Linked DNA regions of Homo sapiens: region 2 is linked to region 1. A link is a contact called in ENCODE Hi-C or POLR2A ChIA-PET data. All regions are on one chromosome and are shown on one strand. The core of a region is the stretch at or near the end of the contact, and the rest is flanking DNA. Distances in the headings are between cores, read along the strand shown. Region 1 holds the start of LINC00597 (long intergenic non-protein coding RNA 597). Region 2 overlaps PEAK1 (pseudopodium enriched atypical kinase 1).

What was found. Hi-C counts contacts between places; a loop is a spot of excess contacts on that map. ChIA-PET counts read pairs that join two places held with the same protein, here RNA polymerase II (POLR2A). Pooled maps may share reads with other maps.
Region 2: a loop to region 1 is called in a map of endothelial cell of umbilical vein, with 5 times the contacts of the local background. The contact joins the enhancer-like site here to the promoter of LINC00597 in region 1. A Hi-C loop is called at or near these places in 2 of 168 maps with a recorded cell type or tissue (A673 and endothelial cell of umbilical vein) and 1 of 50 pooled maps. POLR2A ChIA-PET finds 5 or more read pairs at or near these places in 4 of 52 experiments (B cell, IMR-90, OCI-LY7 and 1 more).

The regions. Positions count from the first base shown.
Region 1 is chr15:77,222,165-77,228,387 of GRCh38, reverse strand. It overlaps LINC00597 (long intergenic non-protein coding RNA 597), which reads left to right and starts at 2,984. Exons shown (of 1, transcript NR_026813.1): 1 at 2,984-4,495. All of the region lies in intron 6 of PEAK1 (pseudopodium enriched atypical kinase 1), which reads left to right.
Region 2 is chr15:77,186,267-77,192,387 of GRCh38, reverse strand. All of the region lies in intron 6 of PEAK1 (pseudopodium enriched atypical kinase 1), which reads left to right. Among named protein-coding and RNA genes, the nearest start is that of LINC00597, 36 kb to the left of the region's middle. RefSeq lists an enhancer at 4,424-4,643. Within about 2 kb of position 4,392, at least 10 of the 41 ENCODE cell types and tissues checked have a DNase peak (open chromatin) inside an H3K27ac peak, as active enhancers do; they include B cell and endothelial cell of umbilical vein, where a contact is called at or near this core.

The DNA of each region.
Region 1 (6,223 bases), core at 1,735-4,234:
ATTGTCAACTCATATCTTTGATGACCCATAGGGACCCAGAACAGGCCTGCTAGCCACCCTATAATTTTTGTGAGCCCACTCGAAAGTACATGTTCATAAATGTTAGAACATGAGAATCGTGGTATTATAATGCAACTGGTAAAAGATTAGAAGTAACTAAATGATGAGTTAATGGGTGCAGCACACCAACATGGCACATGTAAACATATGTAACAAACCTGCACGTTGTGCACATGTACCCTAAAACTTATAGTATAATAATAATAATAAATAAAAAATAGAAATAATAAAAAAGTAGTAAAATACCTTATATGTTGTAAGTGTCCAACAAATATTTATGAATAGATAAAATATATATGTAGAATATTAGCTTCTTTTCTTTTTTCTTTTTTGAGACAGTGTCTCACTGTATCTCCCAGGCTGGAGCGCAGTGATGTGATCATACCTCACTGCAACCTTGAACCCCTGGGCTCAAGTGATTCTCTTGAGTAGCCTCCCAAGTAGCTGAAACTATAGGTGAGCACCACCATACCAGGCTAATTTTTTTTTTTTAGTTGACCTGGAGCCTTGCTATATTGTCCAGGAAGGTCTTGAACTCCTGGGATCAAGTTATCCTCTTGCCTTAGCCTCCCATAGTGCTGGGATTACAGGCATGAGCAACTGTGCCCAGCCTCATTTTCTTAAGAGAAAAATATATTTACTAGAAAAATTATTAAATCATAGGACTTTTTTCTTATTTATTCTCTGCAGCAAAACAGCATAAAACATTTTGGAGATGGTTGTATCTAAAGTGTTTAAATCTCATTTCTATAAATTGTAAACTTCTGAAGATTAAGCCCAGAACTCTTCTAAATTGTTGTTTTCTGTATATTTATTTGGTTTTATTCTTCTTGGTCTAATCCTAAGTATGTGCTATATTAATATATTAGAGCAATATTGCTCTTACTTCTACTTTTCCTGTCTGTATGTTGTTCATTTTCATATTATGGGTAGAAAACCATCAGCCCCTGTTTGATCTTCCTACTATAGTCAATGTGCCTCTGTGTTACTTATACTACTCCACCCCCCTTATTTGTTTAGGGATATCATGTATTAGAAAATGGGATGATTTAATGGATGCCTACAAAATATGTAATAAGAATGGTAAATTTGCTGAAAAACAAGTAATTACAAAATGATAAACTTATTCTAGATTGCCATTTTTGTTTTTCCAGTCTAGTAATAAATACAAGTTCTCTTCCTTTGATATACATCAGAAGTACCTGAACTGTTTCAGATGTTTGAGCCCCCTCTCAGACCTGCTGGCTTAGGATCTATGGGAATGCAACTCATGCATCTGTATTTTAATAAAGATTACAGATGATTGTGACAGGCACTAAAGGTTGAGGACAACTGCCATATAGTAAAATAGAATTGTAGACTCTGGAGCTAGATAGATCTAAGTCCAGAGTTCAGACATACCATGATCTAAGTGTATGATCCAGTCCTAGGTCTATGAGCAAATCACGAAATCTCTCTGAACTTCAGTTTCCTTGTCTATAAAATAGGGGTGGTAATACGTTATAAGGAAGTAGAGGGATTAAAGGAAACAGTAGATAAAAAGTGCCTGGCATATGTTAAGTGGTAACTATTGTTATTCTGGTAGCATGACATTATCCTCAGTTTTCATCTTGACTTATGAAGAGTGAGGTGTTTCTCACAGTAGCTCTTTTCTGCATCCAGAAGAGTATGCAGAACTTCTCAAGCTATCTTTTCGTGAGACAGATTTATTTTGGGCTTTGAACTTTCCTCCAAGTTTTTATTTGGACTATTCAGAAAATAGTGTCAGAGAAAATACATGGCATCTCGGTTTTCAAATTCCACAACACTCTCTGGAGTGGCTAATTATTTCTGGACCCTGTTACAAAGTTATTCATTGTCTTATGTTAAGAACAGATATACTGGTATATCATGAACTTGGGACATAAACTTACTAGTTGCAAAACCATAGAACAATGGATTTTTGTCAGTGAAACATATGAATACCTAATTCGTTATCATGGCAACTTCATCTTTATATGTTTATGTTGTCAGTGTCTGGATTTGTAAATGATAATGTTTCAGATTTTCTTTTCAAACATCTCAGATCAAATATCAAAGACAGGGTTTTTTTTTTTTCTTGAAATATCTTTAGAATGTTTAACTGATAATGTAATGCAAAAAGCCACAAGAGAAAAGAGAACTATTGTTCTGTTTCCTGGTAATGGTCTTTCCTGTCTGTATTACATTACACACATATATATGTGTGTATGTGTGTGTAATATATATATATATATATATATATATATATATATATATATATATCCCTTTATTTTCAGTTGCTGTGACTGACAGAATTAAAAAGAAAGCATTGATTTTTTTTTCTTGGTTAAGGATCGATTAAATACTTAGAGCGTAATGCTCAGCATAAACATTTCATTTACATGAACTTTGCCTAGCATTTAACAAGACTATGGCTAGCTGCATTCTCTTATGAAATACACATTCACAATATCTTCTCAGTGAAGGGGCCATTTCTTTATGACTGTGTGTTTCGTCATATATTGAAAAACAGAGAGTATATTAACTATTTCAAATGTAAACATTACGAGTGTTAGAGATTACATAACTTCATGCTTGGTGTACCCTTTCTACTTCTTTCTAGAATTGTCATATATATATATATATATATATATATATATAAATTATACACACACACACACACACACACACACACACATCTGTAGAAAGTCTTGCTCAGATTTCACCATTGCTTACTTCTGGACCAGAACACCTTATAGGAAAATTTCATGTCACAACTATTTTTAAGCAGAAACTGCAGCAGATGAGGATATAAATAGATGGAAACAGTTTTAACCACCTATATCTTTATCGATCTTTGACTCCAAGCAGTTGCAAGCTTGGCATTATGGTTTATCTGAAAAACTATTCTAGTATAGCACCAGTTAATGAAATAAATTGTCTGCTATATATAGGTTTTGTGTGAACATACAAATGAAATGTACTGTCTCAGAATAATGTGGTTGGGGAAATATCTGGAGACAAATACAATGCAATTGCAACATAACAGTTACACACCAGACTCTTAACAGGAATAATGTAGTGTGATACTTGAAAGCCTAAACTCTGAAATGAGATTGCCTGAGCTGAGATCTCAATTCCTCTAACTATGTAACCCTGGGCAAGTTACTTCAAAGTGCCTCCGTTTTCTTCTCTGCAAAATAACCATTGATTTGAAATGTGGAGGATTTTGAAACCTAAGCTAAGAAATGTGGGTTTGATATGCTGAAAAATAGGGAGCTACTTAAAATTTTTGAACAAGCAAGTCACATGATGAAATTAATTGAGGAACATTGTATTTGTGATTGCATATGGATGGAGTGGGAGGACCTAGAGGCAAAGACATTAGATAGGAGACCACCAGAACAAACTAGACGTGAAAGGTGCAGCTGTGGAAATGGAAAGAGATGGGCAAAACCAAAAATCACCACAGAGAAAAAAAATCATCCAGATTTCATGATAGATTGGATGTATTTTGAAACACCTCTCTCCATACAAATGAAATAATTCAGCAAAATTCTAGAAAATGCTGGTGTAGGAGCTCAGTGGAAATCTCCCGTAAGTGCTGTGAGAAATTATAAATTCTGGGGACTCCAGCTGATACAGTGTGCATTCACTTACAGCTTCCTTTGCCCCTTTGTACACTAGAGCACAACAGGAAATATTGGCTTATCTCTGTAGGAAGTGTCTCTATAGGAGTTGCTTACTGAACTGAATATCTTTGTTTAGAACTAATTGACCTTTCTAAAACAGCATTTTTAAAGAGCTTACTCAAATAAGGCAGACTTTAACCATCTGATAAGTCAGAGACAAATCAGCCCTCTTCTAAGCAAGGTTGACAGTCAGTGCAAGAGAAAAGAAAGCACAGAAAGAAAGGCACCATCAGACAAAAGAACAGTGTATTAGTAAAAACCAGATAATTAAGAAAATTTTATTTAATGTGAACATTGAATTCTAACACAAATCCTTTTCCTGCATTATGATAGTATCTGTGTGAACCAACCTTTTTTCAGCCCTTTTTGTTATGGAATGTTAAGAATGTTAGTTTACAAGGTTATAAAGTAGAAGAGTCTAATTAGAAACCAGAAAATATCTCAGTCTTTTGGTCTGAATTTGTTTTCCTTTGGTTAGATTCTTAAAGTAGAAAAAAAAAAACTACTACTTATTTTGTAAACATTTTGAGGATTTTGATTCAGATATTTTAAATTATTATGAGAGATAAAGAATAACCCTGTCCAAAAAAGTAAGAAAATGAATAAAATTTGTTTAAAAGAGGATTCTCTTAAAATATAACCAAAGGGACAGATTTTGACAGCAGTCTTCATTGTTGTTCCATATGAGTGTTTTCTAAACCTAACAGATGTAAGCAATAAATAAGTAAAAAAAAAAAAAAAAAAAAAAATCTCTCAAATGAGGCTATTGGTTTCCTTCAAAATTAACTCATCATCTGGTCAGATATTTCCAGAAATTGTTTTTAACTATCTGGCAGAGCTACTGTTTTCAGTGAAGAGAGGGATCCAACAGTGATTTGATGTTTTAGTTTATATAACAGGACAGTGGTAGTATCATCAATCACTTAGCAGATTTAATTAAGTATTCTCTCTATGGTCAAATGCATTACCATTCTTCCCACTAGTCTAATAGTTTGAGTATTGGCTTGCTATTTAAGAGAAGTAAGTTATTTTTACAAGACCTTTTGTCTTGACAAAATAATCCATAACTCCTTTCCACTAGCCACAGTATTAGAGACTACTGTCGACACACACACAAATGTGTTTTGTGGGGTAATATCCAGATTGCTTGCTATGATAGTTAAATCATGTGGAAAACCTTGAATTTTGATGAAGACAGCTCTTGCTTACAAATGCATTTTATCCCCACAAAACATATCTTGGCTCTGATTACTCTAAGGTAAAACTCTACTAAACATGTGCTGCTGCTTTGCTTGTACTTGGGTGGAAGCTATGAGTGAGTGAGTGAAAGGTGCAAATGAAACTAAGTTCTTACCAGGTAGAACTGAAATAATAGAATACTGACTTCCAAGTTTGCTTCAAAAGGGCTCTTAGCAAGTGAATTCACAATTTACAGTATTAATCAAATGAGGGAAATGCATTAGAATATCTTGTTTCTGGAAGCTTTGTTGGCTATAGGCTAATTTCTAGCTCTTTAGACCAGTTTTGGCCGTCATTTAGTCACTAGTGACTTAATTATAATTAAAATTATTGCTTCTCAAATTTTCATATACATACTAAAGCATGGACTGATTCTAAATCTGGAGTGGGGCCTGAGACACTGCATTTCTAACAAGCTCGCAGGTATTACCAATGCTGCTAGTTCGTGGACTGTATTTTGAGTGGCAGAAGTCTAAAGAGTTGTCCTTGTTACCTGTGTCACCTGTCTTCTTACTCTGTTTGACTTTTTGCCTGTAAGATTAAATCTGTTTGCGCTTTATTTTGCCATTTTGAACTATTTCATAATGCTATGCTTTCTATGGCAAAGAAAATAGCCTCTGGAAGACATGCCCTTTTATTAGTGGGAGCTCCATGCTTTCTCTGGAGTTCCAGCAGGCTTTGTCTGGAGTTTGTCCAGAGGGCTATAGTGAAGGGACCCAGAAGAGCCTTTCATTGTTTCTGCTTGCAAGAAAAATCAATCACCAAGACCAGTTGATTAACAGAGATTTTCCCACTTAACTATCATTATGTGAAAGGAGTGTGGATTCTGCAGTAGAACCTGTGTGACCTTGGTCAAGTTACTTAATTTATTTGACTCTCAATTCCTTAGTCTATAAAATCAAAATAAAATGAAAATTCCTTAGTCTGTAAAATGCATAAGATCATTGGGATAATTAGTGATTAGCAGTAATATATATGAAACACTTGGATAGTATACTGTCTGCATTATAGTAGGCATTTAATAGTTAATAACAAACATCCTTGTCACTGAGTGGAATGAAACAAGCATTAAAAACTGTTTAATTTTCTCAGTGTGAGGCATTTCATTTGTAAGGCAGCAAACAAGAAGAGAGAAAGAAGGAGAAACAAATTTTGTGATTTGTTTTCTATGAAAGAAAAAGGTTAAATGTATGTTTTCATTTTTTTATGTTTCTACTTCATGTTTTAAAAAA
Region 2 (6,121 bases), core at 3,143-5,642, 37 kb after region 1:
TGCTCATGCACATCTGGAGTTCTCGAATGCCCTGGCCACAGTTCCCATCCTTCATGGTCCATCACTGGCCTCATCACTTCAGTTACTAAACCCAAGTCTCATTTTTCTAACTTTATTCTGTAATAAAATAAAACTAACTAAAGAATTGTCACTTTGCCTTTTTCATTTTCTCTCTCATCCACCTCAGCATCCTGCATCTTCTTTACTGCTCTCACTAAACCACTTGCAGTCAAGGTTTAGAGTCAAGTTTACATAAGTAAATAGTAATTAAAGATCTGGATATTTCTCAATGGGAAGAATTTTAAATCACACATTTTGTTTTAGAATGTGTTTGTTATTTCCATTCGGACATCATCTGTCTCATGATTTTCTACAGTTAAAGTAGTGCAGTTGGTGCTAGCTTGATTGTCCACATTTCAGTATATCTCTGGGAAACTGATCCTGGGTTTTGATCTATACAGACCACAGGGTCATCTTTAGTCACTCTTATTATCCCACTGGTTGATAAAAATTATCAATTTAGCCTCTCACATCAGCCCCTGCTTGTTAATTCCCACTGCCACTATATTAGTTTGGGGCCTTCTCTGGACTAGTATTATACTAGTTGAAACAACTACATTACCTTTCACCTTGCCTCCTGTCAATATATTCTTTCCATTTCCACCTGAATTCTTAAAGCACAATAGTATCACATTACCTTATTGCTCAGCAACTCCTTCCTGATAGAATCTGACAGCATCTCTTGAAATTGATGCAAAACACAAGTCCAAGATGGAATGCTAAAGTTTCCTTGCAAGTCACTTGCTCAGAACTTGGAGTATGTTTTCCCTGTAGAAGCAATAAGTCTTAAACAGGTTTACAAGGCAGCTAAAACTTTCAATTAAATCATCCATGATAACTGAAGTCTAACCTAAGCATAGTTAACAGTGTTCCCATTGAAATAGCTTCCCAAGTGCCCAATTGGTATGTCAAGATGGGGTGTGGATATGTGTGGAGGAGATTAGAGGGATCATACCCCTTCCTGGCCTCCGCTGGATGTAGAAATTTAATAAAAGGAGAAAATAACTAATATTTATTAAGTGCTTACTATGAATCAGCCTTCGAGTTAGGCATTTTATATATTTTATCTTAATTCATTTTCATAAGAGCTTTGTTTGACGGTAGTTATTATACTCCTTTAACAGATTCTTAGCAAATTAGTAATGTGAATAAGATCACAAGAGGAATGCTTACCTGACATAAGAGATTATTGTTTTTAAGCACTACTTTTCAAACTTTGGTAATTTATAGACCTCCTTTTAACTGAAAAAAATAACTGTGCTCTGTCAGTGTTGACGTACATTATTATAATTTTACTTAAATACAAAAAACATAAAGTTAGGTATAAATTCTTTATGCTTATAGTTGTCATTTAGCTATAAAACAAATTTGAAAGTTAAGTACAAAAAAACCCTGCAAAACTAATGAAATGCAAATTAACAGCAATTTAATATAATAGATGAAGTTTTGCTGAAACTAAATTGCTGCTTACTGTGTGGGTAAGGAGCTGCCAGCCACCCTAGTTTTCTTTGCAGTTTTCATTACCATTGGCTGTCTTCTTATGCCACATTTCTTTCTACGGTATTGAAAATTCAAGATTGGTACAATACACAGTGGTTGCACCATGATGTCATTTTGGTCTTTACTTGGTAGAACTGTATCATCTACATATTAAGTGAGCCTTTCTTTTCTCATTATTTCTTACAGTTAAAGTAGTGTGCTTGGTGTCAGCTCATATTAGAAACAGAAAGGTATTTGTAGTCCTGGAAATTATATTGCTGTGCTTAGTTAATATGGCCATTGCAATGATCCTGCCTGTGTTTACATTAGTTTATTTTAGATGTAAACTTTACTTTCAGTTTAATATTCAGCTCTTTTGGAGAACTCATAGACCCTTGAAAACACATCCCAGATTCCAGTGTGAGAAGTATTCTTTGACTGCATTTTAAGTTATGTATTTACAACCATTAAGAAAATAATTCCAACTTATTTATTAGAACAGGTCCAAATATCTGCACTAGGAAAGACTAGTTTATTATGGTATTTCCTCAAAAGCAATAAATCTATACTTCTTCAAAGTATTGTGTAATTCAGACTTTCATTAATTTAGAAGTACTTTTTCCCTTTAAAAGTCTAAATTATAAATGTTTTACAGTATGTATTGTTCACTCTTTTCTATAGCTGGGAAAGGTAAAATTTCTTTTAATTGGAAAAATAATGCCTCCTGCCAAACATAAAGTAACACAAGACAATAAAGCCTCCAAAAATGAGTGAAGAGTGGTAGAAAATGACATTGCTCACTCTGATTATGTGGCTATAAACATTCAAGCAGGATTTTTCTTAGAATCATTAACTATTTTCTTATTTCTCCTTCCTTCCCAATTTCCTTTTTCCCACCTTCTCTTATTTGAATTTTGCTCTGCCCTTATTTAGTCTCTTTCTTATTCCCTGTCTTCTCACATCTCAATCAGCTGTGACTCCCTAATTTAGCCTGCAGTCCAGCTTTCTTCACTTGGCAGTTGGCTCTGAGGTTGAGGGCAATGGAGAAGAGGAACAGAGCAAGGTGACTGATAGCAACATCTCACCAACTCACTCTCAACCAGCCACTTCAGTGGCCCCTCCAAATCAGAGTGGTTCCTGACTTGGAGAGCTGGATGAAAGATCATGCTTAATTTGCCTCGTAATATTACTTCCTCAACACTCTGAAACACAAAAAACACAACTTTGAGACAGCCTACTAGCTAAGTTTATGCCTGTTTGTTTCCTTCTGGCTTATTCTGCAGTGAGCACCTGGACTGATCATCTTAGAGCTGAGGAGGGGAAGGTGTGGGTGTGCCTATTTCTTACACTTCTTCATTCATGGTGGAATTCCACTATGGTGGACAGTGCTGCTGCTGCTGCTGCTGCTGTGTGGACTGTCTTTCAGACACTGCCATGTTTATGTTTAAAGCAGCCTCCAGATGCCATGAAGCTATACCATTTATGCATGCATACGTGCATGCATGCATTCATCCTGGCTCTGCCATTTACTAGCTATGTGACCTTGGGCAAGTTTCAGTTTCTTCATCAGTAAAGTAGGGCAAATAATAGTATGTCTATCATAGAGTTTTGTGAGAATTATGAGGTGTTTGTTTTGTTTTGTTTTTTTGAGATAGAGTCTCGCTCTGTTGCCTAGGCTGGAGTGCAGTGGCGCGATCTCGGCTCACTGCAACCTCCCCCTCCCAGGTTCAAGTGATTCTCCTGCCTCAGCTTTCTGAGTAGCTGGGACTACAGGCGCGCACCACCACGCCTGGCTAATTTTTGTATTTTTAGTATGGACAGAGTTTCACCATGTTGGCCAGGCTGGTCTCAAACTCCTGACTTCAGGTGATCTGCCCGCCTTGGCCTCCCAAAATGTAGTGTTGGGATTACAGGCTTGAGCCACCGCACCTGGCCGAATTATGAGTTTTTATGGGTAAAGGGCCTGGTACTTAGTAGTAAATGCTAACTAGAATTATTCTTGAGTGAAAACATTTATTTAGTATCCAATGTATTCCAAACAATTCAAGAGATATAGAGAGGAAAAACACTTAGACCTGCCTTCTGGGGACTTACATAATTACAAAACAATGTGGTATAATCGAGTTAGGCAAAACTTCATCACAGAGGTAAAATTTAAACTGCATCTTGAAGGATAAATAGGGTTTCAACAAATGGAACAGCATTAGAGGAAATACATTCCAAGCAGAAGAAAAAGCTTGTGAATAAAATAAAACTATAAAAGACTATGGAGTCTTGGCTGTTATTAGATAATACTTTAACTTCTTCTCTGATGTATACCTTCTTAAATAGGGGTCTAAAGTGGTTTCAGGGAACATTTTGGAACTTCTAATCTTATAACTAGTTATTACCAAGTTTATAATAATTATTATTAGTAGTAGTTAACTGATTCGTCAAAGAGTTTGAATTTAAAAATTAGTTGGAACTGAGCGGTGCTGCTTTGCAGGGGTGCATTTGTTGTTACATGATTCTTATCCTGAGATGACTACCATGTGACAGGAGCAGTGAACTGTTAGAAAAACTGTTGTGGTTAGAACAATTGGAACTGGATGGGCTTCTGGAGATTTCATTAAGTTTCCAAAATTAAGCAGATTTTACTTTGGTTTCTTCTTTAGATAGGAGAACCTCATGTTCTTGTGATAGCAAGGAATGATAATTTTTTTTTTCAGTCAGATCTCAAGAAAGTCCCTTTTACTCATGGAATTTCCATTTGTGTACCAAATTTAAGCTGTGTTTTATCTTCTGCAAAACTTCTTCCTGCAGCTTTGCTTTCACTTCCTCTCCCCACCCTTTTAGTCATATACTGAAGAGTTTGGCAGCTGGTTGAGGTGTCAGGTCAGCATTTTTCACTGTGGAAGAAGGAAAGGTTGGGAACAGTGACGTGGGTATGGTTGTCACATTTTCCTTTCCTTTTTTTTAAGTGACCCACATGTTCTTTAACAAAAGCCTAGTGAGAACCTTGACTTGTAAATTGTTCCCTAGCATCCTGGAGATGGACTAATATGTGGGATGACATATAGGCAATAGATCCTCACTGAGAGTGTCCTTAAAAGCCCACGTACAGCAGTGAGGATTCTTGACTCTGCCTCCATGGCAATGTGACAGATTTTATGGAGAGAGATGGTGGGCTTCGGGAGTCACAGAATTGGAGGAGCTTAGCAGTTCATTCTCCATCCTCCTTTATTATTAACAGATTCTCCTTGGGTGCCTTTAGGAAATGCTGTATATATGGTGTTTAATCTCCCACCTACACACTTTCCTTTTCTTCACTAATGGAAATTGAATCCAGCTTGAGGAGCTCCAGCTCTTTCTGCTGGCCAGTTTATTTCAAGATTGAAATCCATTGTGGATTTGTTTGTTGTTTTTTTGTATTTTTGTGGGGTTTTTTTTTGGTATCAAATCTGCCTGAAACTGTTGGACTAGAAGCAAACTAATTATTGTCATTGTATGGCAGTAGAGAGAATAAAAAACAGTAATAGGTTCTTAAAAAGCTGTCATGACTTGAAGTGAAATAGGCCACTCTTGAATAGCTTAATCTATAGCCTGAAGGGCTTTGGTCCTGAAAACTGTCAAATATGAAATAGGATTTTAGATCATGGAATCCTGGCTACCTCCTAGGGGCAGCTTCAGCCATTAAACTCTCCCATAGACTATTTCATCTAGAAGATTTGCTTTGAGATTATAAGGAATGTGGAGGTAAATGAGCTTTTCTTATCAAACATTCCATTTGGGTGCTCTGTATCAGACCTGTTCTGGCAAATAAATAGAAGACACCAGGATAGACTGTTTTATTTCCTTGTGTAAGTGCCTCAGGAGACACATTTCTTATTTCTCAAGCATAACTTTGGAGACTGGAGTTTCCCATTTGGGGAGCGTTGGTGTTGAGCAGGGAAAGCTGCTAGTTATTGATTGCCACTGAAGTCATTTCACAAAGGCTGTAAAACCCAAGGATTGCTCTTTGGACAGACCTGCATCTGGTACAGATTCCCCCTCTATGAGACTGTTGTAGGTTAAAATAGTTTTGACAGTGTCTTTAAGTGCACCTCTTTGTCTCCAAATATAATTAGTGTTTAAAATGAAGCCCTCGTGGTTAAGGTTTTGTGGCTTAGACAGCAGCTCCATCTGGTGCTTGCTAAAGGTGTTTGCCTGGTTCATGTCTCGGTTTTTTTGTTTTTTGTTTTTTATTATTATACTTTAAGTTTTAGGGTACATGTGCACAATGTGCAGGTTTGTTACATATGTATAAGTGTCTCGGTTTTAAACCAGATGAATACAGATGGACACAAACTTGTAAACGAATGTCATATGCAACATGGGTTCCTAGTGCACACAACACTGACATAAGCAAATGGTGTTCCTGGTGAGTCTCATTTGGCTATTCTGTTGATAAGTGATAGCTGTTAATCAGCTTAGCCATCTTTTGACTGAATTAACTTACTTTTACTCAAAGTGGGGAATTATTTTTACTATTATCTACTAGTCTTTGAAAAAGCAAATATATTGTACTACTTACAAAGAGAAAACTTAATCCCACTCTTATCAG